2 separate regions of the Homo sapiens genome follow, and region 1 is linked to region 2. A link is a loop called in an ENCODE intact Hi-C map of the cell type or tissue named here. Cell type or tissue: Calu3. All regions are shown on one strand. Each heading gives the region's core, and the rest is flanking DNA. Links, peaks and the distances in the headings are about the cores only.

Evidence for each region. A loop is a pair of places that touch in the nucleus more often than their neighbours do. Peaks named below come from ENCODE experiments on the same cell type or tissue, not always from the same donor. Only the 100,000 strongest peaks of a DNase experiment are listed, where the experiment ranks them.
Region 1: a loop joins it to region 2, with 3 times the contacts of the local background. A loop is called at or near these places in 2 of 110 quality-filtered maps.

Annotation. Positions count from the first base shown.
Region 1 is chr6:1,175,081-1,191,743 of GRCh38, forward strand. It overlaps LOC124901532 (small nucleolar RNA U13), which reads left to right and starts at 11,438; the gene lies at 11,438-11,540. In Calu3, for the core only: no CTCF peak of the experiment used is centred there; a DNase peak (open chromatin) is centred at 8,351.
Region 2 is chr6:1,101,543-1,118,205 of GRCh38, forward strand. No RefSeq gene overlaps it. Among named protein-coding and RNA genes, the nearest start is that of LINC01622, 8.5 kb to the left of the region's middle. RefSeq lists enhancers at 1-101, 2,547-3,122. In Calu3, for the core only: no CTCF peak of the experiment used is centred there; DNase peaks (open chromatin) are centred at 8,799, 9,559 and 10,039.

The DNA of each region.
Region 1 (16,663 bases), core at 3,895-11,894, 73 kb after region 2:
AAAGTTATAAACTTTTAAAATTCCAGTAATTTTATTTAGCTATTAATTTACTTACCAAATCCTTTCTTTTGCTGATAGCTCAGGTTGAATCAGTTCAACTTCTATCTAAATTACCTCATAGGCCAACTACAAGACTCAAAATCAATTGACTTATATTACATAAACGCAGATAGTTAACAAGACACTCACGTACCAAACCAGAAAATGGCTTATGTTGAGACTAGTTAACATCAGCATTGGATAATCTCATCATCCACAAAATGATAAGGGAAAAAGATGCATTATAAAGATTAGACAGAAAACATTGTTAGCGGAGCGCAGGAACTGGATTAGAGGTAGACTTACTGCCGCCCGAACACATCCAGGTTCTTAGCAAATGAATATGGCTGACACTAATATCAACCTGCTAGTTTTGATCTGAGCCATGACCCATATTTCAAGACATATATATTGGAATATTTCTCAACGCAAGCAAACCTCTTCCTTAATTCTTACTTCTCATCCTCACCCCTTTGAGTTAAGTGCCTCACAAAGTGGTACTAACAGTGCACTTGTAATGCTGTTTTGTGATCATCTGCTATTTGTTTCTAATCCTGGACTGCATGCCCCTTTTTTGCAGGATTCACATCTTTTTATCTGCAGTCTCTGGCACATGTTAGCTTCTAAATAAATGTCACTGGCTAAATGAAAGAGGGGCCCTTTATAAATCCACAAACAAATAAGTACCCAAGTGTAGGAAACAACACACGTTTGAATCTTATTTCATCTTTCTCTTGCAAGTTTTGATTCAAGAGAGGAACTCTGTGCAGTCTGATTTTTAGTAGGGCTTTCCATGAAAACAACGGAGAGACAGGGCTACTTGGCTAAGATTTCAGTGCTCTCCCGGTGGAGCTTGCTAGAGATCAGACGCATCACTTACCCACTTTCAATGGGGCAGCGTGCTTGGGGAGAAATGGATCTGCAGCTACAAGCCTGCATTGCACAAGCCTGTGGGTTCCTGCTGCCTATATCAACAGGAGGCCTTTGCCCAGCAAATGGTTTGGTATACTTTTCATCTTCCTTGACAATTAAAGCTCCAATGTGGCATGTTTGTGTTTCAGGTGAAAGGTTTAAGGCACTAAGGAAGAGTCACCCTTGTTGCCTCATCAACATTAATTAGCTGGCATGATTTCCAAATAGCCTTTGATTAAAACCTTTGAGACAGTGACAGTCAAGAAAAACAAGGTCCAAGTCTGTGTTCATCGAACAAAACAAATGCAGTCCAGAACAATCATTTCTTGGCCTTCATGTCCCGAAAAGCAGACCCACAAAAGACAGGCCATCACTCAGGTTCATCTGAGAGCAACCTGCAAGCGGATCCAGGCTTAGGGCATAACAAGACGGCCCACAAGCCTCGACTATAGAGAGGTTCACAAGCACTTCTCAAGGAGCCTGTAGGAAGCTCTGTTATCCCCAGCAGATAACGCAGACAATACTAAAACATGGCCCACCATGGCAAGACCAAGTCTCAGATCTCTCCTCCTGGGTTGTATGTGCTGGCCAAGGGCCTCCAAGTCCCAACGGGAACGTTCTATCTACACCCGCAGCCTCCTGGCCCTTCCCTCCCTTCAGCTGCTGCAGCCCACATACACCTCACTCACCTCGTACACATTGTACGCCTCATCACTTCTCTCCTCTCTCAGCTTGGTGAGATCAAAGGCTGCGGCTGATGTGGATAAATTACACTCTAATGTGAAAGACATTCAGTCATGCTATTGCTTTACCTCAGGCATCAGAGTTGGGCAATAAAGAAAAGGCTTGTGCCTGGGTAGAAAAGGACTCCAGGCATCTTTCCAGTGCCCTTTGAATGGAGTCACTCCAGCTTCTCCTGGGAGCTGTTCTGAAGCCACTGGGTTCAGTCCAGTGCCCCTTGAGTGCCTCCTCTGTGCCAGGCACCGTGCTAGGTACAGAGGATGAAAAATGGGTAAGACACAGCCCGGGGGTCTAGTTGCAGGGTTACATGTGTGATTTTGCTCTGCTTCCTGGCGTGGGAGAGGTAGATGAAGGGAAATAGACCTTGGTTTCCCCCGACAAACCCAGCTCTCTTGCAAGGGAGACTGGTTACAGGAACCTCTGTTCCAGGCTCCACCTGCTCACTCACAGCCACAGCCCACCCAAATTCCACATCCGAGGGTTGCTCTTTCTGCCTCCATCCCCTCTCCAGAGCTCCTGGCTCCCTACAAGCCCAAGTCTCCCTCCTGCTCAGCCCCACACACATGAGAAATCCAGAATCTGTTTTCCCTAGGTTTGCTTCCAGCTCATATGTTCCCTGTCCCACGTCGTGAGAGCTTTTCTGCAGTCAGTCACAGGTAGCTTCCTTAATTGCATAGATTTCTGGTAGCAGATTTTCTTCCTCAATTTTGACCCACTCTGGTCTGTAAAACACTATGAACCTATTTATGTTTTCCTGAAATCACATTAACCAGAGATTTGAGGGCTGCCCTGCTTCCAAACATGTTAGATAATGTTAATTCAGGGTCTTAAATAATGCTGCAAATAATTCACTCGGTGCACAGTTTACTAGCAAATACACAAGATTTGGCTGAATGAAATTATGTTGACTGTTGGTGAGTGCGGAGTACTTTTTTTTGCAACAGTCTGAGGTTGAACTTCATTGGTTTGAAATTGTGAGTCACAGCCTGCATGCTTCTCATCCACAAATTGCTTCCCTCTAAGCAGTGATTCTCAGTTGAAAGTGATGGCACTCGGACCCTGGGCAGTGTCTGGAGACATTGGGGATGAGCACTGGATGTTCCTGGCACGTGGTGGTTGGGGGCCAGAGATGCCCCCAACCATCCTACAACATCCAGGTTAGGCCCCACAGTGGAGAATCACCCAGCCGAAACGTCAACAGGACCACAGTTGAGCAACCTGCTTTAAAGGAATCCACTGGATGCCTGCAGTGTTCTCACCACCCCAGGTTCACTCCGATTGTCCCACATGTCATCCTTCCATGTCACTCAGGTGAGCTCAATAGGAGGTCCTTCAGGAATTCTCCATGAGAAAACCATTCTGGCTTCCAGTGCTGCTACAGCTGGGGTCTGGATGGCTTTCAATATTCTCTTCTACAGGAGCATGTCTTTGCATGGTGCCAGGGAAGCCAGAGATAGCTAGCAGATTCCCCTGAGCCTCATTCACATTAGAAGCCCTTGCTGTTGTCAGAAGGGAACCTAAAAGAGAGTTGGATATTTAACTTTTTAAATTTGTTTGCTCAGTTCAGATACATAGGTGGGATGGTTCTATATTATGATACACGCTTGGCTCCATGTTGTCTGGATAATGATCACTACCATGCTGGACAAGCTATGTATGGTGTAAATGGACACTTTCTGGAGAGCACCCGTCACATCTCACCCTCAGAGCCTCCTGGTCAGGGTCTCCTGAGGTATAAGTCACCATAGTTACTTTGGAGACCTTGCTATCCTGGCCACAGTGAACTAGACCAAATATTGGTGTCTGGCCCAAGTATGATCCAGAAGAGAGCCTGGAATAAGAGCTCCACTCAATGTGAGTGCTTAATACAGATGACAGACTGGCAGGAACCACCACATGCTCTGGGTTGCAGTGTTTGTGCTACCTGTAGAGGCAGACAGTTGCGAAACACAGCAAAGGCAGCGGACAGAACCCATGAACCTCAGAGGATATCAGCAAGCAGAAGCACACTGCAGAAAGAACACCAACTTGGATGTGTTCCCGTGAATCCCAGCTACCCAGAGCCATCATGGGCTCATGGGTAGGTGTTCAGTTAATCTGTGTTTAGAGAATGATTTAAGAATAGGGAGATGTCTGGCAGCAGTAGCAGGAGATTAAGAAGGAAAGACATCAGGGAGCTCTTGACCATGATGTTGGAGCTCAGTGTAGAAAGTGTCACCCACTGCTGAGTGGATGACAAGATCACCTGATCCCTAGATGTCTCATGTCCTATATAGCATGCCTCCCTGCCTGAGGCCAAGCCAGGCCACTCTTGGGGCTGCTTCCTGCTCTCTTTCTTACCTGTGTAATTTCAAAATAAAATGACAGTAACTTAGATACTCTGAAATGTCTCTTAAAACCCCCAAAAAGGGCTGGGAGTGGTGGCTCATGCCTGTAATCCCAGTACTTTGGGAGGCCGAGGTGGGTGGATCACAAGGTCAGAAGTTCAAGACCAGCCTGGCCAAGATGGTGAAACCCTGTCTCTACTGAAAATACAAAAATTAGCTGGGCACGGTGGCAGGCACCTGTAATCCCAGCTACTCGGGAGGCTGAGGCAGGAGAATTGCTCGAACCTGGGCAGCAGAAGTTGCAGTGAGCTGAGATCGCACCACTGCACTCCAACCTGGGCAATAGCTCTGTCTCAAAAAAAAAAAAAGTCCACAAGACTTTGTCAAGATGGAAATGAAGTAGAGACCTTGAACCTGGAGGGGTTTTTAAGCGAATGGAGGACCAGTGGACCTAAGATGTGTACCTGCCCCTGGGGTTAATCCTTCTAGTTCATAACTTGGATTAATAATGGGACAAAATCTCTTACTAGGACTAAAAGCAAGAAAGAATATTTTTAGATGCTTTGTTCCCTCCCCTGCTCCAGCCACACTGTGCCTCTTGCCAGATAAAATACAAGCATTTCTGTACCTTCTCCTGCATGACATAAACAAGACCTAGGATTTGATGAGTTCTGTCTTAGATGAGACTTGGGACAGGCCACAGCTCTGCCCAGCCTCATCCTGAGTAAGTCAACGTTAACTTGATCCACCCTGTAATCAAAGCATGATTTATTCTGGAACCCTGAACCCACAGCAAAACATTAGATAACAACTAGCCTATTAATAAGAGATGAAAGTGTTATTTTTAGATTAGGTTAACCTGGAAAAAGGTTGACTCAATTCTGGCTTACTGAGACGACCAAGCTGTGTACATTAACGGATCATCTATTTATGTACTTAGCAGTGCTCAAATTAACAGGCACGTATCCACTCTCGTAACGCTGTGGTTTTCTGAAATGGGCGCAGGTGTTCCATGTAGGTAAGAGTCACCTCTGTGAACACACGCATTTCTCTTTCCTGTTAGAAAATACCTGAAATCTCTTCCGAATGCTGTGCAGACTCCAGCCTGTACGGGTATTACAAACTGAACCCCCACTGCCCTCCGACTGGCTGCACACTGAGTTAGCATCTGCTCGCCCTTCTGCCCCATGTTCTTTGAGGGTGAGGAGGTGGTAAACACGGGCATGACACAGTGTAAGCATGACTGCTGCCGCCGGCTCTTACTGTAAGGTTTTTAGTTAAGAATTCATTTCTCAATTCCCCGTGGAGCTAACTTACAAAAGAATGAGGAAGAATAATGAGAGCATTTTGTCAGGAAAAAAAAAAAAACTTTTTTTAAAAAAAAACAATAGCCTGCTAATGATGTAGATGAGATCGTGTCCATTTTACAGACAAAGAAATTGAAACCAGAAGGCTCATCATCGCAAAGCAATTTTCCATTGATTCTAGAATGAAAATCTAGTTTTTAAAATTTTAATTTCAGTACTATGGCCTCTGTAATATGTATTTCATTACCTGACTAGGAAAAATGAGACCAAAGAAAAGAAACGGAACTTCTAACTCAAACTTATTAAACCAGAACTTCCATTTCTGGCTCTGATGGAGTGACGTGCATCAATCCGACCGTCCTGCACTACATCCTAACTACAAAAGCTGCACAAAATAAAAAACACGTTGTTGAAAGACAACAGAGAATAACCAAGTCAGCCAGTACTGGAGGGGCAACGATGCCAGAGAAAAAGCCCCCAACAGGTGAGTCCAATGTCATTCCTTGCTTCTCCCCTTCAAGCATCTGCTATTTCCCAAGCAACACTAACACAAAGGCAGAGACTCAGTGTTCAGGAGGCTTCACTCCAAAACCTGGAATCCGGGACTACTGAGGCTTCAGAACTAGAGAAGCAAAGAATTTGGAGAAAAAGAAACCGCAAATAAGTGAATACACAGATTGAAAAACATAAGCCACAGTGATAAGGTCTAATGTACAGGTCATTAGAATTCTAGGAAAAGGGGCTGGGGAATAAAGGGACACAAACAATATTTACAGAGGCACTGGCCAGAAATGTTCCCAAAATGCTAAAGACATTAATCTGCAGATTTAAGAAGCTCTACAAGATTAAAGCAGAATAAATTCAGAAGGCAAAAAATAAGCATTGAGATACATCACAGTGACATCTTGCTGAAAACCTCATGGGCACACATGCTGAAAATAAAAAACACAGGAGAATCTTCAAAACAGCCGAGGGTGAGGGCTGGAGGCAGCCAGAGAGAAGCACACATCATACTCAAAGGAGTAACAATTATGCTGATAGCTGATCTTCCAGAAGAAACAGTAGAATCCAGAAGACAATGGGATGGTGTCTTTAAAATGCTGAAAATAATTGCCAAATTCTTTTTTTTTTTTTTTTTTTTTAATGAGACAGTGTCTTGCTCTGCCACCCAGGCTGGAGTGCAGTGGCACAATCTTGGTTCACTGCAAACTCCGCCTCCCAGGTTCAAGCGATTCTCCTGCCTCAGCTTCCCAAGTAGCTGGAATTACAGGTGTGCACCACCATGCCCAGCTAATTTTTGTATTTTTTAGTAGAGACGTGTTTTTGCCGTGTTGGCCAGGCCCATCACTCCCAGTCCAGTGGTACGTTCTTGGGCAAAATATTTAACCTTTTTCAGGCTTCTTTTCCTCATTTTTTCCTTTTTTTGTGTGTGAGACAGGGCGTTGCTCTGTTTCCCAGGCTGGAGTGCAGTGGTGCAATCACAGCTCATTGCAGCCTCGACCTCCTGGGTTTAAGTGATCCTCCAGCTTCAGCCTCCAAAGTAGCAGGAACTATAAGTGTGTGCCACACACGTGGCTAAATTGTTTAAAAAAATTTTTTGTGGAGATGGAGTCACTGTATTTTTTCCCATCTTTTAGATGAGAATACTGGTACCTATCACAAAGACGGTGAAGATTCATTGAGATAATGAATACATGCCCAGTACAGTGCATGACTCATAGTTGACACTGAAAATAGTAGGTATTATTTTTATTATATAGTCACTCCAGGTAGTAGGAAAATACTGAATGACAAAGCATTCAGTGGGAAATAATAACAGATAAGTCCACTGTCACTCAGAATGATGAGGAATATGGCTGAGTACTAACAAAAGCAATATGTTATTTACACAGGCTGATTTCCCTGTTTTGCAGGCTGTGAAATTTGGTTGCTTTAGAGATAGGGTGGTTATTAGACATCAGTGAAAATAAGCACACTGTGAGAATTTATAGGGAAATACATTTAATTAAGTGCCATCTGAGCCACCCACACTGTGAACAAGGATTCTGGCAACAAAGGGTTATTGTTGCCAAGTTCCTGCCAAATGTTATTTTCCTAAGTTAGTGTGTTGGTGGTGGTGGCGGTGTTTTTTCTGGCCAAAGCCTGAACAAAGAATTCCAGATGGCAACATGGAGTGGGAAAGCCTCATCACCGTAGACCAAAATTCTCCCAAAGTCCAAAGAAGATTGGGAAATCCTTTTAAAATATTTCCTTTGGATGGAGGAAGGGAGTGGGTACCACAGGAAATGTAAAGTAGGAAATAACGGCGATTTAACTTAACTTTAGGGTAAATTCTTTGAGGATATTAATTCATTTCTTAAAACTTAGAATGTGCTTCCCCCACCCCCAAGGAGGAACACCAATGCAAGGCCTGGGCAAAGCACAAGGTTCTCACTAAGCGCTAGTTGAACTGAGCAAAACTGACCCCCAGAGCACAGAGTAAGTATGACAGAAATGACATCGACAATGACCAGCTCATTAAGCTCTTCTGCAGGTTTCAGTCTCTGCACTGAGCACTTCACGCGTATCATCAGATCCTGCAACAACCCCATGACAACCTTATTTCTTCCTTGATTCTTAGCTATAGAAATTCAGTCTCAGAGAGGTTAGAGACTTTCCTTCATCACAGAGCCAGTCAGTCACAGAGCTGGGATCAACCCCAGATCTGTCTCACTTTCAAGGTCATTTTCTACCACCGCACTGAGAAACCTGAGTAAAGTCCCAAAACTCCACCTTCACATCAATAGGTCACTAAAACAATCAATGTGTAAGATTAAGCTTGGCCAACAGAGGAATTCTGACCAATGTGAAACTACCGGTCGAGAAACTCAGGAAGATACCTACTGTGTTGGGAAATCACAGGACATTCTGTGTAACAAAGTTCAGTGTTACGGGGTAAAAACTAAAACACCCAACAAGCCAGTGAGGGTCACTTGTATAACTGAGGCTCCACGTTTCCACTGGAGGAGCCGAGTGTGCAGGGGTGTGGTGCAGCGCCTCACACAGCCTTACGCAGGAATGTAGTTGGCACACCCTTCTTTCTCCCTAGCCAGCAGAAAAAAATGCAGATACGCAGATTGAAAGTATAAATGTAAAAATTGCTTAATTCATTGTTAAATATTCTTATAGCTATCAGATGTAATGACAAAGACAGACAATGCCAGAAGTCATGTTTTCACAACTCTTTAGAAAAGAAAATAAGACAGTAAAGATCTGGAAAGCACGTAATTACAGGCTGCAAGTGCAATTTTGTTGCATGAGAGTGACCTGCCTCCACCCCCAGTCTCCACCATCCTTTGGACTTATCCTTTATAAGCTGAAGACTGCTATATCACTCCCAAAGTCTCTACTGAGCTGCTAAACCATACATCCAATTAGCTTTCAGATGGCTCCAGTTACATGTCACAAACAGTTCAAATTCAATATATCAAAAGTATCCAAAATTTAGCTCATAATCTTGTAGTCCAAATACGTTCTTTCTTTAATATCCACTATTCCAGTGAATAGCCCAGGTATTCTTACAACCATTCATGCTGGAGACCCAAGGGTCACCTCGGACTTGGACTCCTCTCTATCTTCTTCCCTCTACAACTGAGTTCTCTCAGGTTTGCCTTGCATATTTCCTGATTTCATCTTTCTCCATTTCTCCCTTTCTCTCTCCCTCTCTCTCTCCACCCAGCAGTGGTGCCTTTAGTTCATCATTGTTTCTCATCTGAATTAAACCAAGTACACCAAGTCCCTCAGTTATTCTTTCTCTAGTCTTGTTCCAACATAATCCATTTTCCACTCTAATCTGGTCCTTTCACCTCACTGACTCTAGACACTTCTGTATAAAGTCCAAAAGTCTTCACATGCCATATAAGATCCTTCATGATCTGTTACCTGCCCACCCTCTCCATTTTTGACCCTTGTCCTTCCTACCCTGTGCCTCCACAATCTAGTCAAAGCAAACTCCGTACTTTATCTCAAATGGCCTTCACGCTCATCTTTGTGCTTATCCTCCCATATCTGTCACACTCTTTCCCTGCTAACCCCTCCACACTCCTATATAAGGTAAGGTCAATGCTAGAAAATGTGGACTTGGCCCCCATCTCCTTCCTCTCGTGGCACCCTGTGCTCACCTCTGCCCCTCTGTCGTGGTACTTACCATATTGGGTTGTGATCATCTTCAAAGCTAGCATCCCAAAAGACAGACATGGATTACTCATCTTTGTATCTATCACCTAGTAGAGTCCATGCAATAATAGGTGGTCAATAAAAGTTTGTGGAATGAATTAATCTAGAAAAGAAGAAAGGAAAGCAAAAAGGGACACCATACATCGGGGAGAGTTTGTTTATAGGCACATTTAACAGTTGTGAGACACAGATGATCTATTATGTTAACAATTGTGAGAGACAGATGATCTGTTATGTTTTCAGAGTTTGGGACTTCAACAGGGAACTAAGAGGAATAAAAGGAAGCCTGATCTCAACGATTTAAATAACATAAAGATCATAACTGAAATATTTAATTGCCTAAAGGGACAAATGGATTCATCAGCTGAAGGGTAAACTAATCCGTAAATATCCCAGGTCTAACAGTGTCTGGCATAAAGCCTTGGTGAAAATGGGCACACCCTGCACTGCACTCTGGTGATAACCCTTAACAAAAAGTGACACCAGCCTGCTGGAGCTTTCCTCCATGCACAACAACTTCAGCCAGGGAGAAGCAGTGGTAAAAATAATAATCATGAAAGATAAATACATAATGGATAAATGGATGGATGAAAAGATAGGCAGTGGATGGATAGATAAGATAGAATAAATAGATGATTGGTAAGTAGATGATGGATAGATGATAGATGAAATTGAATAGATACATGATTGATAGATGATGGACAGATAAATGATGGATAAATGATAGATAATAGATGATAGATACAGAGATCAAATAGAATAAATAGATGATTGATAAATAGACGATGTATAGATAAATGATAGGTGATAGACAGATGATAGATAATAGATGAAATAGATAGGCAATACATAGATGATAGAAAGACAGATGGATAGACAGACAGACAGACAGACAGACAGACAGACAGACAGACAGACAGACAGGCTGGCCATAGCTGTTTTGCTGGTGAAGCTGCAGTGGCAGAACACTGTTGCAAAAATAAATGCAGGCAAAAAATGTGGACATTTGGAAGGTGGAAGCCAATGGACTGTCAGTGGGATCTGCTAAAAAGAAATTTATGGTCTGATCCCACAGATGGTGATATCTGTGGAGGACCAGCCACCTTGTGCAAAAGCTGGGAAGAATGAGAGGAGAAACTAGACAAGAACTAAACAAGTGAAGAGAACAACAGAAGATGGTAAAGAAGAGGATCTAAGGCAATAGCTGCTAAGGTGTTGACCATTAGCAAAACCAGTGCAGAGGGAGAAGATACATTGACACTGAAATTAGAGAAGAGAATGCATTAGTCCCAAAGATACAGAAGCTGAAACAGCCCAATACTCAGGACTTGCACTTCTGGCCATGATGGAGTAACATGGATCAGATTCACCCTCTTACCTTAAAAAACAACAACAAATGGAAATAATTTTAAATAATTTCAGACACTGGAAAAGAGGCAGCAGAGGACAGAGATTCCTGAGAAAAGGGGGAACAAGCAAGGTGAGCCCTGAGATGCCCCGGCTTACCAGGTGGACAGCGTTTTCAGTTAAGTGATGGTGCAAAAAGATGGAATCTAAACAAAGCCTACTGGTTTATGGACACAAGTGAGAATTCAGGGAGACACTCTGGCTAACCCCGTAGAGGAGAGTAATGGAGGAAAGAGAGCTTCACAGGGAAGAGAGCTGCACAGAGAGACCTGCACAGAAGGAGAGTCTGGAGATGGAAAGGGGGTTCCTCTACTCTTCAGCTGAGTACTGGTCAGGGTGTGGATGTGAAGAAGCTGCACCCATCAGGAGTGAGTGGGTGGAATCATCCCTGAGCTAGGGGCAAGGAACTTTGATGTCCCCATAGCAGAGTGGAGAAATCTTGTAATACATGGTCGTGCCCTCAAAAGGAAAAAAGTACCCCTAGACCAGGTTCTTTTGTGGTTCATAAGTGTGATGATTGGGTTTTTTGCTCATGTGTGAGATGTGCCTCCCTCAAACCTCGTTATGATGTCGGCACATCACCCATCTGACTTGGAAAAAAAAAAATCCCTGCACCAAAGGCTGTTCTGGTTCCATCTAACCATGCTTGAAAGCAAACTTCAAAAAGATTAACTGTTTCCAAGCAACTTAAGTATGTCCCAGAACAGACCAAGAATACTTAAAAGAATACAGAAATATCTGACATCCAACAAGATAAAAATTACATCTGGCCATCCACTCAAAAATTACCAGACATGCAAAGTAGCAAGGGAACATAATGGACAATGAGCGGGAGGGAAACTGATCAACATAAACAGACCCAGAAATAACATAGATGCAGGAGTTAGTAGACAAGGACATCAAAACAGTTATAACTACATTCCATATGTTCAAGAAGGTGGAGAAAAATGTGAGCATATTAAAGATATAAAAAGATATTTTAAGAGAGCCTTAAAGTTGGGAGAGGAGCACCTCAAAGCTTGAGGTATCTCTGATATGTAAAAAGAAAGCAGCAACATCCACTTTCCTTATCTGGTGTGATCATACCAGGCACTTTCCAAACAAGTAGACTTTTGAGAATGAAAGGGGTGCTGTTAATAATGAGCTTGGGACCATCAGCATAAACAGAGACTGCCCCGGGTTGACTGTGACATATGATGGGGCCAACATTTCCTCCCAAAGCTTAGCAATATTTAACAGTGTGTAGGACATGAACATCAACAACAGCTGACATTATGGTTTCAGTCCTTAAAGGGATGGCCTCAGCCTCTGGGAACTCTCAGCCATGCCTACTAATGCACACCACATATCTCTCCAAAATAAGTTTGTCATTTGCAGTCCTCTCCATTTGTCCCGTGGCTGACTTTGACCTCTCTCTACTGTGTTGTGCCTGACTCTTTCACTGAGAGCCTCAGGCTCAGATTTCACAATCCTTGTCCCAATCAAACTTAGCTGACTCTAGTCTCAACCCCACAGGACCATGCTGCCTACCACTCAACAGGAGCTAAAATGAAAAAGTTGTGAAGGACTTAATGAGTTACTGCTCCTTGGTAGGGAACTTATAGTAAAGCTACTGCTAGCCTCCTGGCTTTGCACGACAGCCCACCAGTTACACCAAACCAAAGTTTGCCTAAGTATTGGCAAATCCCCTGTCAAGTGGTATCTGTAAATACTCTGAATTATTTGTCCAAGTGAGTCAAAATTATTCAGGGTGCCAAAGAGAAAGACGATCTCTTGCAAGGTAAGCAACAAGTCTCGCGAAATCTTCAAGTCCCGATCCAGTGGGGAGAAATTTCCGTCCAATGACAGAGTGAAAAGACACTGGGTGTGTTGGGGACTGGAGTGCCTCCCTTTATTTCCACAAGCCTCTGCTCCTGTGAATAATGCAATGATCACAGATACTGACTTCATGTTATGACCTGATTGAAACCCAGACCCAAACCTGTCCTGGAGCATGTGATAAACCAGATGAGCCTGGAGTTCAGTTGTCACCACCTTCTCAAACACAGGCATCTTAATTAAAAAATTATAAGCTATACTTTTGCCAAGGATTCAGATGAAACATCAAAAGGGTAGAAAAGGGTGTCTTTCTTTCAGTTAAAGGACAGGCCCAAGATTGGGGGATAAGAGTGGAAAATCAGGTAGGTGAGAATCCAGAGACAGACCAAAACTGAAGCTCATCCCTAGTGAGGGGACCTTTCCCATTTTGGAGACAGATTGTGCTGTACTGATGACCATGTGCATAAACAAGCCTCTTCTCTCCACTCTTCAACCTTGTCTTTAAAAACAGGCCTGTCCCAGCATGTGGGGAAAACATACAAAGCATGTTGAACTCAGATATGAATCTGAATGCTGTGGAAAACAGCCAAAAAAGTGGCATCTTCTCCACCACTGACGATCCTTTGCATCCCTCTCCTCCTTGCAGGTAAATGAGAGCTGGAACTCAGCCTTGGCTCACAGCAGAAAACAATTCTAACCCAGGGCGCATCCACATTCGTGGGGAAATGTTCAAGTGCTTGATCATAGATGCAGGAAAAAAAAGTCTGATTTGTTGGCATCAGACCTAGTCTTTAGATGGGAAAACTAATAAACATCAACCTTGAAGACAAGAGACAAACATTTCTTCTCCAGAAATATACTGACAGTGACCTTATAGTCTTCAAACATTTGGGCCTTTAAAATAAACAGACTTTTGTAAAATATCTAATTAACAGCTAAAAGTTGTAAGTGAAGGCTGGAATATTGAGAAGATAAATAATTGGATTTCATTTATCTTCAATGCTCTAAATTTTTGCTTCTTCCACCTTTGCCTATAGGATGAACACATCCTGAGAATGCAGGCCCAGGCAGAACCAGGGACAACACAACTAGCAGACGAAGTTGAATAATGACTCTCACCCAGACCTCCCTTCACTTTGGTGCCCAGAATTTGGTCTTGTAAAAGATTCAGACATCCATGCTTCTCTAATTAGAATAGGCTTTACTTCTATAGATAAGCACAGGTAAACCAGGAGATTAGAATCTATACAATATACCTAGAACATCTTTTTAGAGCAAGTTTCACTTGAAGATTTAGGGGAAGGGGTGTTAAGAAATGTTCTTTCACTTTAAGAGCAAGTCCAGTGTTTTTAATATTGAAGTATGGATGACTTACAGGACTATGCCTAATTTGCAGGAAATTTGAATATAAAACACAAGACTTTTTGGTATTTTACTTTATGATGGGCTTTTGGGGTCCTCATCTGTAATCTTTCTGCAATACCAGCACAACCTTTCCATTTCAGTCGAGAAGTCTGGTCCACGATGTCCTAGGTAGACCGTGAAGCTCTGAAGAACATGTGCCTTGCACTTGCTCCTGGTTCAATTTGTCCATTGCTCATCATAAATCTCAGAGACACCGGAGAGAACCAAGCATCACCAACAGTGACTGATATGGTTTGGCTGTGTCCCCACCCAAATCTCATCTTGAATTGTAATCCCCATAATCCCCCCGAGTCGTGGGAGAGACCTGCTGGGAGGTAATTGAATCATGGGGGTGGTTTCCCCTATGCTGTTCTCGTGATAGTGACAGAGTTCTCACAAGACCTGATGGTTTTATAAGCGTCTGGCATTTCCCCTGCTGGCACTCTTTCTCTCCTGCTGCTCTGTGAAGAGGTGCCTCCTATCATGATTGTAAGTTTCCTGAGGCCTCTCTACTCAGGCATAACTGTGTCAATTAACCTCTTTTCTTTATAAATTACCAGACTTGGGTATTTCTTCATAGCAGCATGAGAACATATGAATACAATGACCAGTTATGGATGAGAAGTGCCCAACTGCACAATCTTATCGATTTCATACCACCAGGTCTCACAGAAATGGTACGGAGATGTCTCAAGCAAGATCAAATCAGAAAAATCATGACTCCATGAGGAGCCAGGCACAGTGACTCCCACCTGCAATCCCAGCTACTCAGGAGGCTGAGGCAGGAGAATCACTTGATCCCTAGGATTTGAAGCTGCAGTGAGTTATGATCATACCACTGCACTCCAACCTGGGTGATAGAGGGAGACTCTATCTCTTAAAAAATATATATCCATAAGGGTAGAGGTCTTTATTTTGTTCATGAACTTATCCACCAAGCACATAAAACAGTTCATGCTCTGTAAACATATGTCGAAAATTAATTCTATATGCTACTTCCCCAAACATTATTTTCTAATTATCTTCCCAAATGGCTAGTTAGATGAAAATCAGTTGTCTCTTGTACCATTCTACATTCAGAAGGAATGAAAGGTATGCTATAAGGAAAGGGGAGTGTGAGTAACTAATTTGAAGGAAAAAAGTAACCAAGGTTTTCAGTGTTTGTGGATGGATATATAGACATCTGTCCCTCTTTGAGTCATTGGGAATTTGACATCGTTTCCCAGAGCCAATAACTGTTTGTCCTGTTGGGAAGCCTCTGTCTTGCACCATCAGCCACATAGCAATCTCCTCTGCTCAGCAGTCACGCTCCCTTTCATCCACTCCTGATGAGGTCATTTCCTGCCTGGCTGAACCAGGGGCTTAGTTGAGAGTGAGCTGGCCAAGATTCAATCAGGGTAAGCCTGAAGCTGTGTGCTTGAACTGGGGAAACGCTTCAGGAGTCACAGGAGCGATCTCTTCCATGTGCGGATGGGATGCATTTAACCCTTGCCATTGACAGTGACAGCTTTAGGTCAGGATGGAAGCAAGGCTTGAGGACACAACTGTGGGCTAGAAACCAGAACACCTGGGTGCCAGTGCTGGCTTCCACGATAAATACCTGGGGCTGTTAGGAGGATCAAAGCTTTGGGCAGGAGGCAGGTGTGGGGATTCTGAGGGAAGTTTTATTTTCCTCATGTGGACAATGATGGGGTTGGAATTTATTATCTCCAAGGTCCTTTCAGCTCTAATTTAATGTTGCTCCAGGCATCTCTGAGGATTTCTGAGATAGCCTGGATACCATCTGTGCTGGTGTGGAGGTCGCTACCTCCCGTTCCAAATGCTGGCCAAGGTGACTCTCAGGTGGATTAACCAAAACCACAATTGGGGAAGAAGCTGAGGCTGAGTGCTGATGGCAGATGCCAAGAAAGTGCGACACAACCTGTCCACAACACTCTTGAAGATGCTCAGCCCGGCCATGCCTGCCAGTGTCCAGAGACACTGAGAGGGCCTGGGTGCCAGGCTGCCATGTAGGGCCGGGGAGGAGCCTACACAGGACGGTGCATCGGCAAGGAATGAGAAGTCAGAAAACTCTCCAAAGACACCTCAAAGGATTCTGGTCGGCCAACCAAGCACCAAGTGGTTTGTTTATGGGGCAGGAGAATACGTATAAGTGGATGAGGCGGGGCCTTGGGAGAAATCCACTCTGAAGTGAGCCCAGATTATAGACCATCTGGAAGAGCAGCTAAGAGCACTCTGATGAACGAAGAAAGAGAAGGCATGCCGCTAAGACACCAGCACATGTTAGAAAGGTGCAGAGGTCAGGATGGCGTGATCCTGGAGTAAGAATAAATAACCAATCAATTGAACAGAATAAAGTAGAAGATCAGACCCATATTTCTATACACATTTCTATACAAATGTGTACAAATGTATACATTTCTAAACAAATGTGTTTCTATACAAATGATAGCTACACATATAATAAAAGTTTGATTTTAACATTAGAAAGGA
Region 2 (16,663 bases), core at 4,809-12,808:
GGAGTCTGTGTTTGACAGCAGAAGCAACGGCAACCACTGTCATCTCATTCATTCATTTAATAATTGTTTATTGAGGGTATCATGTCAGGTGCAGTTCTTAGTGATAGTGACCTAGCAGTGAGTAAGCCAGGCTGAGTCCCTGCCCTCAAAAACCTCAAGATCCAGTAGTGGGCCAGATGGACATTCATGATGTTTAATAGATCAAGTAGAGTTCCCCTTCATTGATATCTATTTCTAAAGATGTCTGTCTTCCCTTCTAACAGATCTCTAAACGACCACGGCCCGAAGTGTCAGTTTCAAATGCTTGTTTCAGCTCTGCCCTCCCCACATCAAATCCCACCTCTCTCACGCTAAAGCATCATAATATATTTGTGCTGAGAGTTGCCTTAGAAATCATTCAGTATTCAGTTCACGGGGGAAGAAACAGAAAGCCCCTAGAGGTGACCTCATTAGCCTACAGTTGCCCTGAGAACTGGTGGCAGAAGCAGATTGGTGTCCAGCCTCCTGATGTACATGCCAGTGCTCTTTCCCCCAAGCCATGTGTCTCCTGGTCACGCCCTTTGTCCTTGCTGTCCTCTACTATTCTCTTCTGGAAGACTCACGATGAGAGAGCCGACTTCTCCAAGCTGCACTCCTAGCTCTCTGGGACCCAGCAGGGACCGCTGCCTTCCAGCCAGCAGTTTGAAGAAGGACAGCTACCATCAAACACAGACTTACAGCCTCCCTGATGCCCTGGATGCCAGGAAATGTCTGGACCAGTCAAGATAAGAGCAAGGCAGAGCCAGGAAGAAATGGGGACAGGAGTTCCTATTTAAATATATAAAGAATCCTTTCCTAGGTAGAGAAAAGTCATCTAGCAATGTGACTGATCACCTCTCCGTTTATCTGTTTGATCAACTGGAATTTCTATACAGAAGGTTTATACAAAGAAGCCACAAACAACCATTGTCACAATGACCCCTACATAATTCCTTGTGTAAATGCTCTGGAAATGCACCCAGAAGTCTGGAGAAGGTCCAATCAAACTGGGTGGCAGGAAGAAGCAAGCTCTGTTCTCAGATCTTCAACAGAATCACCTGGACCCTGGGGTTGCCACCACGCTAAGCCAAGGAGGCCTCTGAATGCACGGGAGTGCAGGGTCTGAAGGGAGTTGTTAAAAGGTGTTTCTTGATCCAGGACCATGTAAAGACCCAGGAGAAATAGGTATCCCAAAGAGAACAGCGTATAAGATTCACAAACCAATGACAAACACGCTGGGTTCGCTGCTGGTCTCCACAGTTGGTTGGTTCTGTAGGGCTCAGCTGCCTCTTTCTCTCTACTTCTGGTTTCAGAAAACACGAGAGAGAAGCCGAGTGCTCATGGAGTTTCCTCAAAGACTCAGCAAAAACTAGGCTTTGTGTTCTGAGATCAGGAAGTAACAGTGAGAGTCCAAAATTTTCTTCCCTGACAATGTCTCCTACTCAAGCAGGGCCTGGAAGTCACCCCCTAGAATCAAAGCCTTGACATATGCAAGCTCATAGTTTATTGCTTCTTCTCCCATCTGCCCGTTGACAGATAAATCCCAGAGGGAATAAAAACACATTGCCCTCAGCAGATTATTCTTCACTGAAGAATACCAGTCTTTTAACACTCCGCTACAGAAATAGCTTTCTGCCGGCTGATGGCTTGTTGCGCTGCACTAAGAGAGCCCGCACACCTCGAAGCTTCGTCAAGCAAAGCCTATGATTTCACAGACCCAGAAATGTTTTCTTTCTCTAAGCCAATAACATATGCTTGGGTTTATGCCAACTCTACCAGAGGCGCACAGATACAATGAGGCATGAAGTTCAGAATAATAGAAAGTAGAGAGTTGGAAAGCACAGGAGAACCCATCTAGACCAACCTGTTTTGTTGAAAAAGGAGCTCCCTGACCCAGAGAGGTTAAGGGTTTGCTGTGAGACGGTGCCCCTGGTTAAAGGCAGCATGAGATGCTGTCCTCTGATCCCCAGCTTCCTAGGGCTCTTGCCTCTAGGTCACACTGCCTTGAGGCCAGGAGCTGATATTGATTGAACAGATGTGAAAACAGAAGAAAAAAAAATTGTGGTGACTGCCCTCTGACAATTTTCCACTTTCTTTGGACCAATTTTCTTTGCCATTATCTGGAAAAAAAAAAAATGTCCAGAAGAGCATTTTAAATTCAGGAAGTGGTTCTGGAACTAGGAGAAGACACACCTTGATGACAGTAATATTGTCTAAGTGAGAAGGAACAAGCTCTTGAATGTTTCTAGAAAAACCAAATATGATAGGAGACCATAAAATTATACTTCGTCATATGGATTTCCAGTTTGAGAAAACTTAGTGGCTAAACAAAGGTGCCGCTTGAGAGATGCAGACAGAAATCAGCCTCTGCTTTAAGAACAAGTTGCTACGCTGAAGAATGAGAAGAGGAATGGGGCCCAGAGGCTGAAGGTCTGGACCAATCTCCCTTCCCAGATAAGCGCCTGGACCCTCGTTCCTCAGAAGCCACGTGTAATTACCAGCTCTTTTTGGCTACAGAGCACATGCCCAGGAGGCTTGGAGAAGCAGGAATTTAAAACATGCTAGTTTCAGAGCCAAGATTGGTGACAACACCATCAGTTACTGTTTGGGCTTCGGGAAGCCGTGGGCTGCAGCACTGGGTCTGGTGTCCTGGGCTGTGTGGGACCTCAGCAAGGTTGTTTCCTGAAATGAAAGCTCCTCTTCTGGGGGATGACACACCAGGACCACCTGCAGATGATGTTTATGAATCCCCCAGCAGGGGTGGATTGATCTTACAATGGGACTGTGTAATATAAACATTTCATTATTCTACAAAAGAATACACACAATACCACCTAAGGGTCTCTAAGAATAGGGTTGGAGAGTGACAATGAGAAAATGCCACTCAAAAAGAAATAGAGCCGCATTCCTTCTACACAACATTAATATTAACTTTACATACAGGGGAAAAAAATGGCATTTTACCTTAAGAGTTATTTGTAAACTCTCTCCACACCATGAGATAAAATCAGTGCAGAGCTCAGAGCTCTGAATTTCCTCATTTGGGGGCTAATAGACTTTAATGGGGGCTCTTCTTGGCATGCAAATGAACGTGTGTGTCTCTGAGTGCATGTGTCTGTGTGTGTACACACGTCCCTTTGAAGTTTATTTACTTGGTAGCACTAATTGTAAAAGGGCACACCCAGGGGAATTTAATGAGGCGACATGCTAGAATATAGACATTAGAAAGGGAATTAATATTTTCCTCATAATAGCAAGTAGGTGAAGTCAAGTATGAGGACAGAAGGAAAGAAAAAGGAAGGCAGGGAAAGAGGGAAGGAGAGGAGAGGAACAGGTTTTGATGATCGTAGATAAGAACCAATAAACACTGTTGCTTCACACTCCCGAGCATAACTTGGCAGAATTTATTTATTGGGAATCAATTGCTTTTAACCTAATACAATCTATTCAGTGCTTATTAGACCTAAAAAAAAAATCGTTTGCTAGAGATGCAATTTGAAAACAACACTGACTTCTAAACCAAATGGATGTTTTCTAAACCAAATGAGGTTTATGTTAATTGAGAGCTGAGTATATTCTAGAAACAGCAGGAAAGCAGACGACAAGCCCTTTGGTTTTGTCTGGACACCTTCCGGAGAGGTGCCTCTAGCAGGTGGGGGTGTGGATTCCAGTGAACTGAAATTACTGTATATTTGGGTATAAACAAACTCCATGTGGCATTGGGACTTATGACCACTGGGACTGCCTGTGGGAACATGCACAAGCTCAGATACTACAACCTGCGTTCCTGAGGTAGCCATAACATAACTACTTTAGGTGATTACACATCTACAAATGAAAATAAACTGTGAACAAGGCCTCATTCACACTGCATCAAAGCCTCCAGAACGTCCTTCAGAACAGAAACAGCAAGGCGAGGAAAGCCTCCAACATTGGGAAATCTCTCTACACAGACCTGTCCTTGCCTGCATCTTCTGCCAATGACCTCACACCTAGATCGTGATGGTCTTAGCCCTAGTCCATTAGCAGAAGGGAAGGATGGCTGGCAAAGAATGCTGCACAGAGAGGAGTTCCGTGTGAAATCATTGGCTCCAGGGGCTCAATCCCTGGTTGCCTGACCTTGAATTGTTCTCTTAACCTCTCTGACCTTCCATATTTTCATCTCTTAATAGTAATAGTTGCCCAGCCCATGCCAGCAAAGAAGGCATGAGGCAAACAAGGTAATTGTGTAGGCATGCTTTCTGAAATGCAAAATCCTGCAATACATTGTCATCGTAGTCTTTGGTTCTTTGAAGTCATCGTTATCTTTGGAAAAGGGAAAATTGAGACCTGTGGTTCATCAATTCAAACCTAGGGTTTCATGCACTCCTTGACATTCTGTTCCACTCAAGGTGGAAGATGAATTCTCACTCTGATGAAGAACTAAGCCATGGGGTCTTTGCCTGCAGAGAGAAGCTACCAGTGCCACAGACACAGGCCTCCACGGCGGTTCTCCCTGCAAAAGGCCACCGTTTGTGTCATCTTGATCATGGCCAGGGCAACATCTTCTTTGGCAAATAGTCTAGGAAGTGAGCCACGGGATTCATTCTGCATTCAAGTCACTGAAATTCCAGCTGAAATAAATGTTCAGCTGGAACATTTTTTTTGGAACATTTTTGTGGAAGAAAACAGTATCCCTCGTTTCTTATGTATCTGTTTAGTAAGAGTTTAAATAGCTGCTGACTCATACCAATTAATCACACTTGAAAAAAAAACCTAATCATTTTAACAAACAAAACTCAGACCTGTATTTAATTGCCATAAAATGGAATGAAACTAAACCAGGTGGATTTAAACAAATGTATGCCTAGAGCACCTATAACGGCCAGGACCCTCTGCTAAGTGGTTCTAAGAACACAGACGTGAAGAAGATACAGTCCCTAAAACACAATGCCAAAAATTTGGATTTGGATGAAAGCAACCAGCATAAGATTCAAACTCTTAGTTTGCCTAAAATCCTAATGTCTTTGAGCCGACAGATATCCTGAGGTTCTTTTCTAAGTCATTTGTTGGCAGATCTCTTCTGTAGTAATCGTACTTAGACCACCGTGCTTCCATGGGCCTCTGTGATCGGACTTAGGTAATCTTACGTTTCTTAGGAACTTGTTCACCTTTGAAATCACTTGAAACAGGAAATTCTCTGCTGTAGCTGCACCAGATGCCCAAGGTTCAGATTAAGCTAATTTCCCTTCTCAACCCTAAGGGGATGTTTTGAAGCTCACCATTCATACCTTCGGAAGATGATTTTCCTAGTCTGTTTGGGCTGTTGTTTATAAGCATTTGTGGCTTATAAACAACAGAAATGTATTGTTCACTGTCCTGCAACTCTAGAGCCTGGGAAGTCCAAGATCAAGGTATCTGCAGATATGGTGTCTGGTGAGGTTCCCTGCTTCATAGATGGCAGCTTCTAGTGGCGTCCTCGTGTGGCAGGAGGGGCCAGGGGTCTCTCTAGGGCTCTTTTATGAGGGCACTAATCCCATCCATGAGGGCTCCACCCCTATGACCTCCTCACCTCCTGAAGGTCCCATCTCCTAATACCATCGCCCTGGAAGTGAGAATTTCAACTTATGAATTTTGAAGAGACACAAACATTCAGACAGTAGCAATGACTGAATAATTACCCGCCACGTTTCCTCATTCATTCATTTATTCATCAAAATTGCTCTCAGTGCTGCTTCTCTGCACCAGGGGCTGTGGCCCAGAGGCTCTGGGCACATGAGAGTAGGGGAGACCTGATCCTTCCCCTTCAGAAGTCAGTAATGATAGCAAAGGAAAGTAAACACGCAGATACCTGCAGAGGGGGCAGCATTGGAGAAGAGGGAGCCACCGCCCATCCCCTAGGCTGCTGGGGGATGGGGATGGATGACAAGGAAGGCTTCTCATTTTAGAGGAGCCCAGAAGAATAAGCATCCTGTGCTCGTTCCTGCATCCTTTCTGATTGGCCTGTTCTTCACCCCGAATCTCAATTTCCTCCTCCCATTCTCCACTTGATGCAAGGTTCAGTGTGCTGAACCTTGCTGACTCTGCCACACTCGCCTGCTAACCATCCTGTAGACACCTGCATCCTCTGCTCCCAGTATGTCCCATGGGCCAGCACAGGCCCCATCTCATCTTCCTCAGCAGGATTTCCAGCCATGTTGCCAGTTGTGGGAAACCCTAATGAATTGGGAGGTGGGTTGGAGGTGAGGGCTCCCTCCTTCTCACCTGGTGGCTGGATCAGGATGAAGGGCATTTACCGGAGCACAATGCTGGCAGTCCCTTGGTGTTTCATTGTGGGGTGGCATCTCGTGCACAGCTTGCCCTCCTCCCCATTCCTCACATTGCCGTCTCCTGCTTCAATCCAGCAGGCTGCTTAGATGGGTCCTGGCAGCTCAGGGAGATATTTGCTCTGCTCCTCCTTTCCTTTGGGGTGGTTTTCTTCAACTCGCCTCTCCTGTTGAAGTTCTAGGGCCTGGGGCCTGAGACTCTTGTGGGGCCAAGGCAGTCCACAGCCTGTTTGTGTTCCCCACCTTCGAGCCTCCCTCTCTAGAGAAAGAGGCCAATGGCACTGTGTGGTCCAGTCTACCTACCTGGAGATGACCGTGTTCCATGTGTGAACTGACACGGCGCTTTGGTCGGCATCTTTGCCTCAGGAAACTGGGAGGATGCCACGTGGCTGGTGAACACCCTGGAGATCAGGCGTCTGGATCTGGCTGAGCAACACAGCTGTGGCACAGCAGAGCTGTCAGGGTCTCCGCCTCCTCTGCACCCAACACCTTCAACATCTATCCCCAAATCTCACTGTGTTCCTTCCTGCTTTGGGGTGTGATTTTGTGATTTTGATAGACCATCAGCTCCCCGAGGACAGGAATCATGTCACCTAGAGATTTGTGACCTTCATCACACTCAGCTCAGCATAGAGCCTTGGGAGGTGCTCTGGGAAAGCATTTGCTGGTGGGCTGGCCATCCTCACCAGCCTGGTGGGGACCCGAAGGCCACACCTGACCTGACACCCACTGCTCTATGCTTCTGTGACACATGCCAATTTGTGCAATCTCATCTCGTGACCAAGCGCAGCTCAAATACATGCACCAAAGCAGGGACTTGCACACTTGTTTTACTATGATCCACGGTGAGAAATACGTTGACATGACCTCCCATCACTCACATATGTAACGGAAACAAGGGCATCGTAGATGAACCTTATGCTATGGGATGTGCATTTTCTGTTTTTTTGTTTTGTGTTCTAGTCTACTCTGATCTTTCTGTTCTAATCTGTCTAGTCCGTCTTTCCTATTTTATTTCTTAAATGCCAGCAGTGTATTCGCTAAATTGATGCCACAACCCACCAATGATTGCAAAACTTTGTTCTGCAAAGTTTCCTGACATCTTGGAGCTCTGTGGGGGAAATCCTGGGTTGCAAAAACAAATAAGGGTGCAGTCCTAGCCCCCAGGAAGCTCACTTGGGAGTCAGGTGGGGGTGGGGAAGCAATCACATTAAAAATCATAACATATTTTCTCATTAGCATTTTCAAAATTAATACGCATTATGCAAGCAATGTGTCTTTTATTCCTAGAAAAGCTGTTACTAAATCAATGGTGTGTGTTACCATGAACAGTATCTCAGAAATGAGGACACGCAGTGTGGTGCCGTGCTCTAAGGATGGCAGTCTTCATCTAACTAGCTTGCCTAGGGCTCCCACTCTGAATGCCCCAGGTGGGCCACTCAGCTCATCTCAGGACAAGTCACCTGTGCCTCCCAGATGGCTAGAGGGTGACTCCCTCTACCAATCACCATTTACAGGAATCTTCAAGGAGAACTTCAATTTGGACTCCTGCCAAGTGAGCACTACCAAAGACCTTGATGCCAATATTACTCCACCAGGCCAAGGTGAACAAACTTTTACTGGAAAGGTCCAGACAACAAATACTTAGACTCTGCAGGTCATATGGTCTGAATCACAAATGCTGAATTCTGTTCTTGGGGCACGAATACACAAAGAACGAGTGTGGCTGTGTTCCCATAAAACTTCATCTGTGGACATTGAAACTGGAATTTCATATCATTTTCACATGTCATAAAATATTTATTCTTCTTTTGATTTTCTTTTCAATATTTAAGAATGTAAAAACCATGCTTAGCTCACAGGCCATACAAAAACAGGCTGGAGCTGGATTTGGCTTCAGGAACCGTAGCCTACTTAGCTCTGTTCCAAGCCAATCAGACCTTCCAGGATGGAAAATATTTCATATCCACCAGGAGCTGAGATGTGCCACCTTCAGCCGCATTAGACTCTGGAACACAGACAAACAGAAGAAGCCATCCGGTAGTTTTCTCTTGATGTATATACCACAGAAAAGTCATGTGGTGAATACAGTGTTGATGAAGAGGTTTTCGCCTGGGGCAAAACCATCTTAAAACTACTATAGTTTTCTAAAAGAGAAGGAGAAGTTACAGATGGAAGGGCTGGCACTAGTGCTTGTGGGCACAACTCCTTTCGGGATAAAAGAAATAAATCCACCTTTTAAAGCAATCAGGCAGGCTCAGCCCATCATGTGGATTTTTAATATTGCGTGTCTTTCCAGGATAAACTGTCACCTTGTTTCACATTGTATTAATCCAGTCTTAGCTATGATGGAAAATGTTCATAAGCCAGGGGGCAGCAAGTGCAATGAAGTGTTTCATTAGCCAGATGGGTCCTGATTAACCTCCAATGTCCAATGAGCAGCTGCACAGACCAGGCTCATTACTGTGTGGCTGGTGTACCAGAGTGTGGCGCTGGCCAGGCACGGTGGCTAACAACTAAAATCCCAGCACTTTAGGAGGCCAAGGTGGGAGGATCACTTGAGGCCAGGAGTTCAAGACCAGCCTGGGCAACATAGTGAGATCTTGTCACTACAAAAAAATTTTTTTTAAATTTAAACTTGGCCAGGCATGGTGGTGCATGCCTGTAGTTCCAGCTACTTGGGAGGCTGAAGTGGGAGGGTCGTTTGAGCCCAGGAGTTTCAGGTTGTAGTGAGCCATGATCATGCCACTGCACTCCAGCCTGGCTGACAAAGTGTCTAAAAAAAATGTGGTGCTAAGTACTTGGGCAGACCTAGGTGATGTTCTCCACCCTCGTACTGGGACCTACATCTGTACCATTTCTTAAGGCGTTAAAGAGTGCAGGACGCAACCAGACAACTTGGTCAGCCCTCCATCACACCTGCTCTCTGTTCTTTTATTTACCACATTCATACATGCTCATTTTTAAAAGTCAATCCAGAAATGTCCATGCTAAATAAACAAAAGACGCTGCCCTGCCCCTTCCTCAACCAATTTCATTCCCCTCCCTCACAAAAAATTACTGCGGGCAGCTTGGCATGCCCTGTGTAAACACACACCCACACGCACAGACACCATGTATGTGTCTGTGCCATTGTCATGTGTTTTGAGCTGTTTCCCAGCACTCTGTGTGGTGACCTAATGAGGCTCTCCATCCTCGTCGGCGCACATGGAACCCCCTCGTTCTCACTGAACAGCCTCAGGCTCCTTCACACGCTGCGTCTTCTTTACAGCCTGCCAGTTAAACCCAATGTTTTTACCTTGGAAAATGTCACGGGCTGTTCTCCAGAAGCAGCAGTGAGCTGGTTCATTGACGTTTGGTGACTTGTTCAGTTGTGCTCCTCACATTCCATTACTGCCACACCTACAGACACGTTGGTGTTTCACAAAAAGGCAAATTCCAAAAGGCGACTGGGAGGAGCTTGCTAGCCGAGGCTCTTCTGCAGAGTGTTTTTTGGTCTTAATGCTTCTGAAATGCATTTTAAAATAAGCCAAACTGGTCATGTGGCACCTGTGATATTATCTAGAAAAGTGTGACTTGAGGGAATTTCTCCAGAATCAAAGATGTCTGAACGTGTCTGCATGAACAGAACCCAGGACGCTCCTTACTAAGCAGGCTCTGCAGAACAAACGCAAGCCAGGAGGAAAAGAGGAAAACGTAGGTTGGTGACATGGTTTGGAATGGGGAAGTTCGTGTGTGTGTGTGTGTGTGTGTGTGTGTGTGTATAATTTCGTTGAGGTATAATTCATATACCACAGAATTTCCTTTTAAATATACAACTGGCTCATTTGCAGTAAGTTTTTAGAGTTGTGCACCAGCATCACAAGCTCATTTCACAACATTTCCATCACCCCAAAAGAAGCCTCCTGCCATGAGCAGACACTGCCCACTCCCACTCCGAGCACAACCACCACCACCCATCTACTTTCTTCTGTACATATTTGCCTTTTCTGGAAATTACATAACGTGGAATCGTGCAATATGTGGTATTTTGAAGCTGGTTTCTTTCACTTAGCATCATATATGTTAACTATTTTTTTTTTTTTTTTGAGACAGAATCTCACTTTGTTGCCTAGGCTGGAGTGCAGTGGTGCCATCATAGCTCACTGTGGCCTCAATCTCCCAACCTCAAGCCATCCTTCTACCTCATTCTCTCAAGTAGCTGGGACTACAGACAAGTGCCACCATGCCTGGCTGATTTATTCTTATTATGATCATTAATTATTTGTTTATTTTTAGTAGAGACAAGGTCTTGCTGTGTTGCGCAGGCTGGGCTCGAACTCCTGAGTTCAAGCGATCCTCCCACCTCAGCCTCCCAAAGTGCTGGGATTACAGGCGTGAGCCACGGCACCCAACAGCACTTCATTCCTTTCTGTGGCTGAGCATTCTTCCATTGTGTAGATATAGCATATTTTGTTGATCCAGTTGCTGGTTGATGGACATTTGGGTTGTTTCCATGCTTTCGTTATTACAAATAATATTGCTATGCACCTTTGTGTACAGGTCTTTGTGTAGACATATGTGTCACATATTTTCATTTCTCTTGTGTAGATAGATACTTAAGAGTGGAATTGCTGGGTCATATGGTAAATCTATGTTTAACATTTTAAGAAACTGCCAAACTGCTTTCTAAATTGGCTCCACCATTGAAAGTATGTAAATTTGCTACTAGCTTACAAAATACTTAATTGAGGCATAATTGACAAACACAGAGTTGGACATATTTAATGTGCGCAATTTGATGAGTTTGGAGATACACATGCAGCCATGAAGCCATCACTGCAGTAAATGCCGTAAATATATCCATCACCTCCACAAGCTTCCTCTTGCCCTATTCACTGATTTTGATAAGAATACTTGGCATCTACACTCTTGGGAAGTAGTTAAGTATATAAGGCAGGATTGTTACTATAGGCGCCATGCTGTACCCTAGATCTCCAGCACTTACTCATCCTGCAGAACTGACACTTTGAACCTTTTGACCAATACCTCCCCCTCTCCTCCTGTCCCCAGCACCTGGTTACCATGATTCTACTGTCTGCTTCTATGAGTTATACCTGACACTAAGACTCTTAGGAAAAAAAAAAAAAAAAAGACAGAGAAAAAGCTTCCTGACTTTGGCCTTGGCAATAATTTTCTAAGTATGACCACGAAAGCACAGGCAACAAAAGCAAAGATAGGCAAATTGGATTTCATCAAACTATAAAGGCTCTGTACAGCAAAGGAAACAACCAACGAAAGGAAAATGCAACCTACAGAATGGGAGAAGATATTTGAAAATCATATATTTGATAGAAGATTAATATTCATAGTATCTGAGGAACTTTTACAACTCAATAGCAGAAAAACAAAATAACCAGATTGAAAACCGGGCAAAGAAATGGAATACGCATTTCTCCAAAGAAGACATACAAATGGCCAGCATGTATATGAAACAGTTGATATCACACTCATCATCAGGGAAATACAAATCAGAACTCAGAACCATGATGAAATTTATTTCACATCCCTTAGAGTGACTATTTCATATGTGTGCGTGTGTTTATGTGGGTGCGTATATATAGGTGTGTGTGTATATATATATATACACATAGATACATATATATAAGTAAAAAAATGTTGGCGAAGATGTGGAGAAATTGGAACTCTTGTACACTGTTGGTAGGAATGGAAAATGGTACAAGCATTATGGAAAACAGCATGGAGTTTCCTCAAAAAATTAAAAATAGAACTGCCATGTGACCCAGCAATCCCACTACTGGGTATATATGCAAAGGAATTGAAATCAGCATGTTGAAGAGATACCTTCTCTCCTGTGTTTATCGCAGCGTTATTCACAACAGCCAAGATATGGAATCATGTCTTTTGATGGATGAATGGATAAAGAAAATGTAGTATTTAAATATAATGGAATATTATCTAGTTTTAAAAAAAGAAGAAGAATCTGCCATTTGTGACAACACCAATGATCCTAGAAGACATTATGCTAAGTGAAATAGGGCAGACACAGAAGAACAAATACTACAGGTTCTCGCTTATATGAAAAAGACATTTGCTTTTCAAAAAAGATCTTGAGATTGTTATTTAATAGCCCAAGAGTAACTTAAGATTAATCATTGCAACTTGGCCCCGTTCTGGGGAAAAGGCATTTATTTGAAGTTATTGTGTAGATAACCAATGTCATTTGATGGTTTTGAGTGATTTATAATCCTGGGGATTTCCGTTCTCCTCTGATTTGAAACAACAAGCATATTCAGGAGACTTTGCCCCATTCTGACTGTTTCTATCACAGCTATGGTGCCTGGGTATTCTACCTTTCCAACACCAGCCTCTCGCTGCGTGTGTGAGAGAAAGAGATCAAAGCAGGAACAACAAAATCCAGATGCAAATTTACTACATAAATAAATGCTTTAATAGTCTGAAAATGTTTGTGACCTTTTATTTTTTAAAACATCTGCTCCTGCATTAGTCATGCTCTCTTCCAGTAATAATTAGCGAGTGTATTTATATATATCACTCAGGGCGAGTTCTTGTGATTTTTATGTGTCTAGTAGGGCTTTCCATCACAGCCCAGGAAGAAGGCCCCTTGAGAAGTTCTCCCTCTGGTCCACCAGCACCCCTTTCTCCTTTCCCAAACTCTCCCTTTCACCTGGCTCCTCCCAACCCTATGAACAGCTGAATCGCGTTTTCCTGCCACCCTCCTGAACACTGTCTTTCTGAGAGTGTTTTGAGAGTCTCTGATCACTCTCTTACTCTACTTTTTTGTTTAAAAAGCTACTTCTACTCTATCACTGAATGAACAAGGCTGTTGGTTTGCCTCCAGCAACCAGCAACCGTTTACGCTTCCTACACCCTAACCCTAACACTAACCCTAACCCTAACCCTAACCTTGAGCTGGGTGCAGGGGGCTTCTTTTCCTCTCTGTCTCTGGACATCTCTGGTGTACTTTTTCAGAAAGTCTTTTCTGACTCAGAGTAAAGTGATGTGGCCAGACACCAAGACCCAATCCGACCAGGACTTTCATCTTTCATAGGCCTCAAAGTAATGGAAAAGAGCTGTTTAAACTCAGGAGATTTCCTCCTGGCGTGAAAGTCGGTGACATGTTCCTTCCTTTTTCTTCCTCTCTTGCCCCCAGCTGCAGTAATGTCCTTCCTTTCCCACCTCCACCAGTGTCTTCTTCCTTGTTCCCACCCCTACAGTTCCTGGTATGGAGTAAAAACGGTAATATTCCTGCTGGGCAGACATCCTGTGTGCAATCCCAACCACAGCTCACAAGGTGAGTTCTCTGAGGGAGCGAGGCAGGTATATCAGAAAGGGATTTATAGATAACTTAGATGAATCCCTTTTATCCCTGGGAGCAAAAAGAGCTGCCTAGGGCTGTGAGAAGTGATGGCTTCACTGTCTCTCTAACAAGTTCCCCCAGCATCAAGAGTCATTTTCTAATTCCCCTCTTTCAGTGTGGTTGGCCCTGTGGTGACTACCTGTCGTGGCTTAGAACTCTAAGGCATAGTTCCTTAAATATTTGATGCCTCTCATCTGCTGGAGGAGAGGTACTAGAATTAGCCCCGCCCTTGAGGTCATCCAGTTCTTTTGTTCTCCCAGTATTGGTATAGTGTATGTAAATTTCTTTACTCTTGGAATAGGCCGATTTCAAAAGGAAGTCTCTAGTTGGCAAAGTGGCATATTTCTAGTGAATTTGGACTTTTCCTTGTGTCTCACAAGATATCCACCCTTCAGAAGTGGGATCCCTGGACTTTTAACCTAGCTATCCTATTTGCAGGTTGGCCCCATCACCCCAAGCATCTCCTTCTCTGTATCCCCATCGGAAATATCATATCTTTCCCAAAAGGGATGGAGAAGAACATCTTTTCTTGTGGAAATATGTCTCCCTCCTTGAATCTTTTTCCTGCCACACCCCATCAATGCCCCACAGCTGAGATGCAAATGTTAACTAGTCCTAGGCCCCAGCCACGTAGGAAGTGAACTCTCTAGGTTTAACCTCTCCTCCCATACCAATGGGTAGCATCAGATCTAGTCCAGTGAAGAGGAGGGTAGGTCCTTCAAACCAAGGTCTTTTCCAATATCTCTTAGTTTATGTTTTGGCTGAAACCCAACTAAATTTAAACTAAAACATCAACATCAAAAGATATTACGTTGCTTAGCCATGTCGCAAGCTCAACTTTAAAAAGAAGAATGTCTTTCTGTCAAACAGAGTGGTTTTGAGTCATTGTGGTCCAAACCCATGAAAAGACAAATCTCTCCATTATGATGGCAGCCACTCTATTCATGGAGTCCAGAGATCCCCAGTATTGCACAGAGGCACAAATGAGCATCTCCCTGCTTCACCCAGAGCCTGGGAACATGAAGGATCAGCCCTTGATCAGATGATTTTAAGCTGCTGCTTCTTTTCATTAGGAGATGCTGGTTTGGAGACAAGTATGCTCTCATCCTGGACTCGCCAGCCTGGACCACAGTCTAGTCATGGGCTGCTGCTTGGACCAATCAGGGTGCCAAGTCCCAGGCGGGGGCTGGGAGAGGAAGGTGCTGGGCATCAGTGTGGTGTCTGTACCAACAAGGAGGAAGGAGAAAGTAAAGATGAAGACAATACCAAGAGGCAATAGTGTGCAGAGAGGAAAGCGTCCTGAGTCTGGCCACCATTTGTAGAAGTGACACATGAAAGTCAGACATTCCATAGTCAGAATCTTTCCACATTTGATAAAAGAGTGTGAATATGTTAGTCCATCATCCAAATGATTTATAGTATGTAATGCCAGCCCTCACTTATATGAAGGAATTCAACCAATGAGCTCAGACTCATACAAAGAGCAATGTGTGAACTCTAGTCATTGCTAGAGTACTCAGCTGAACCTCAAAACTTGAGTATTAGTCCCCTTGGAATCTCATGTTAAAACTGAATCCCCATTGTAGTGATATTAAGTGGGTAAAAATCCAACTATATCTGGTATTTGAGAGGTGAGACTTTTGGGAGGTAATCAGGATTAGATAAGATCATGAGGGTGAGGCGTTAGTGGTTTAAAAGAGAAAAAAGAGAGACCGGAGCTGGCATGCTCAGCCCCCTATGAGGTAATGCCCTGTGCCACCTAGGGATGGTGCAGTGAGTCCCCACCACAAGAAGACCCTCACCAGATGCAGCTTCTTGACCTTGGACTTTCCAGCCTCCAGAACTGTAAGATATAAATTCTTTTTTAAAATTAATTACCCAGTCTCAGGTGTTCAGTTATAGCAAGAGAAAAAGGACTAAGACCTCCTCTCTCCAGAAAAATTTACATCCAAGCACACATTTTTACAAGCAATTTTGAGTGACTTCACAGATCATAAAGCCATATGAAGAACTCTATCTTAGAATCATGCTGCACAACCTTTTTAGAAAATAATCCACATTTGGGAAATGTAAAAATCTCATATGCTCTTAATGTTAATTGCAAAACAGACCAAATAGTGTAGCTTAAAAAAAAAAAGAGCAAAGTGGTGAGATGGAGACAAAGCTTTTCCTAACTAAGAGGCCCACTTTCAATTCTTGGAAATGACTGCCCTACAGATGCATGGAATAGCAGGCAGGGGAAAGGCTAAGCCCCAGCAATAGGAGTAATTAATATCACATAGCATTTGTGGGTTATTTCATTCTTGACATATGATCAGCTTTGATTCTTTCACAGTCCATAAGAGAGGTAGTATACATTTCATATTTAACTTGCCATGGTCACATGGCTAATAGATTTGAACCTGTGTCTTCTGTCTTTCAATCTTATGTTCAGCCTACTTTTTTTCTCCTGGTATACCTTATCTTGTTGAATCTATCAAAGTTTGCGATACCAAAGTGAACAAAGTTCACATACAGCTAGAAGTTCATTCTGTCTCTGGAAAGAGACCTAGTAGGATGAGGAAGTTTGAGTGGTCCAATTGTCAATAAAATATGAGTCTATCAACTTTTTCCAAAAGAGCACTTTAAATCATTTTGTCATTTTCTACAAACAAAATAAGAAATGTTGATTATAGAAACTGTAACAATTGTAATTGTTACAATAATCAATTATTAATAGAACTGGAATTTTAAATGAGAGTATGAAATAGTCATTTCCCCACTTTGGAACCTGGTGCATCTCTGTTGGAACATTGGGCCACTACCCTTTTCCAATCCAAGGACATGGCACTACATAGAGTGAGGGGCTACGTCCAAGCCAGGAGAGAAGGCAAAACGGGTGCAGGGAGGGAAGGCAGCGAGCGACTGCCTCTAAGCAAGGAAGTGGAGAGAATGGCCATGCTGTTGCTCCGAGATCCCA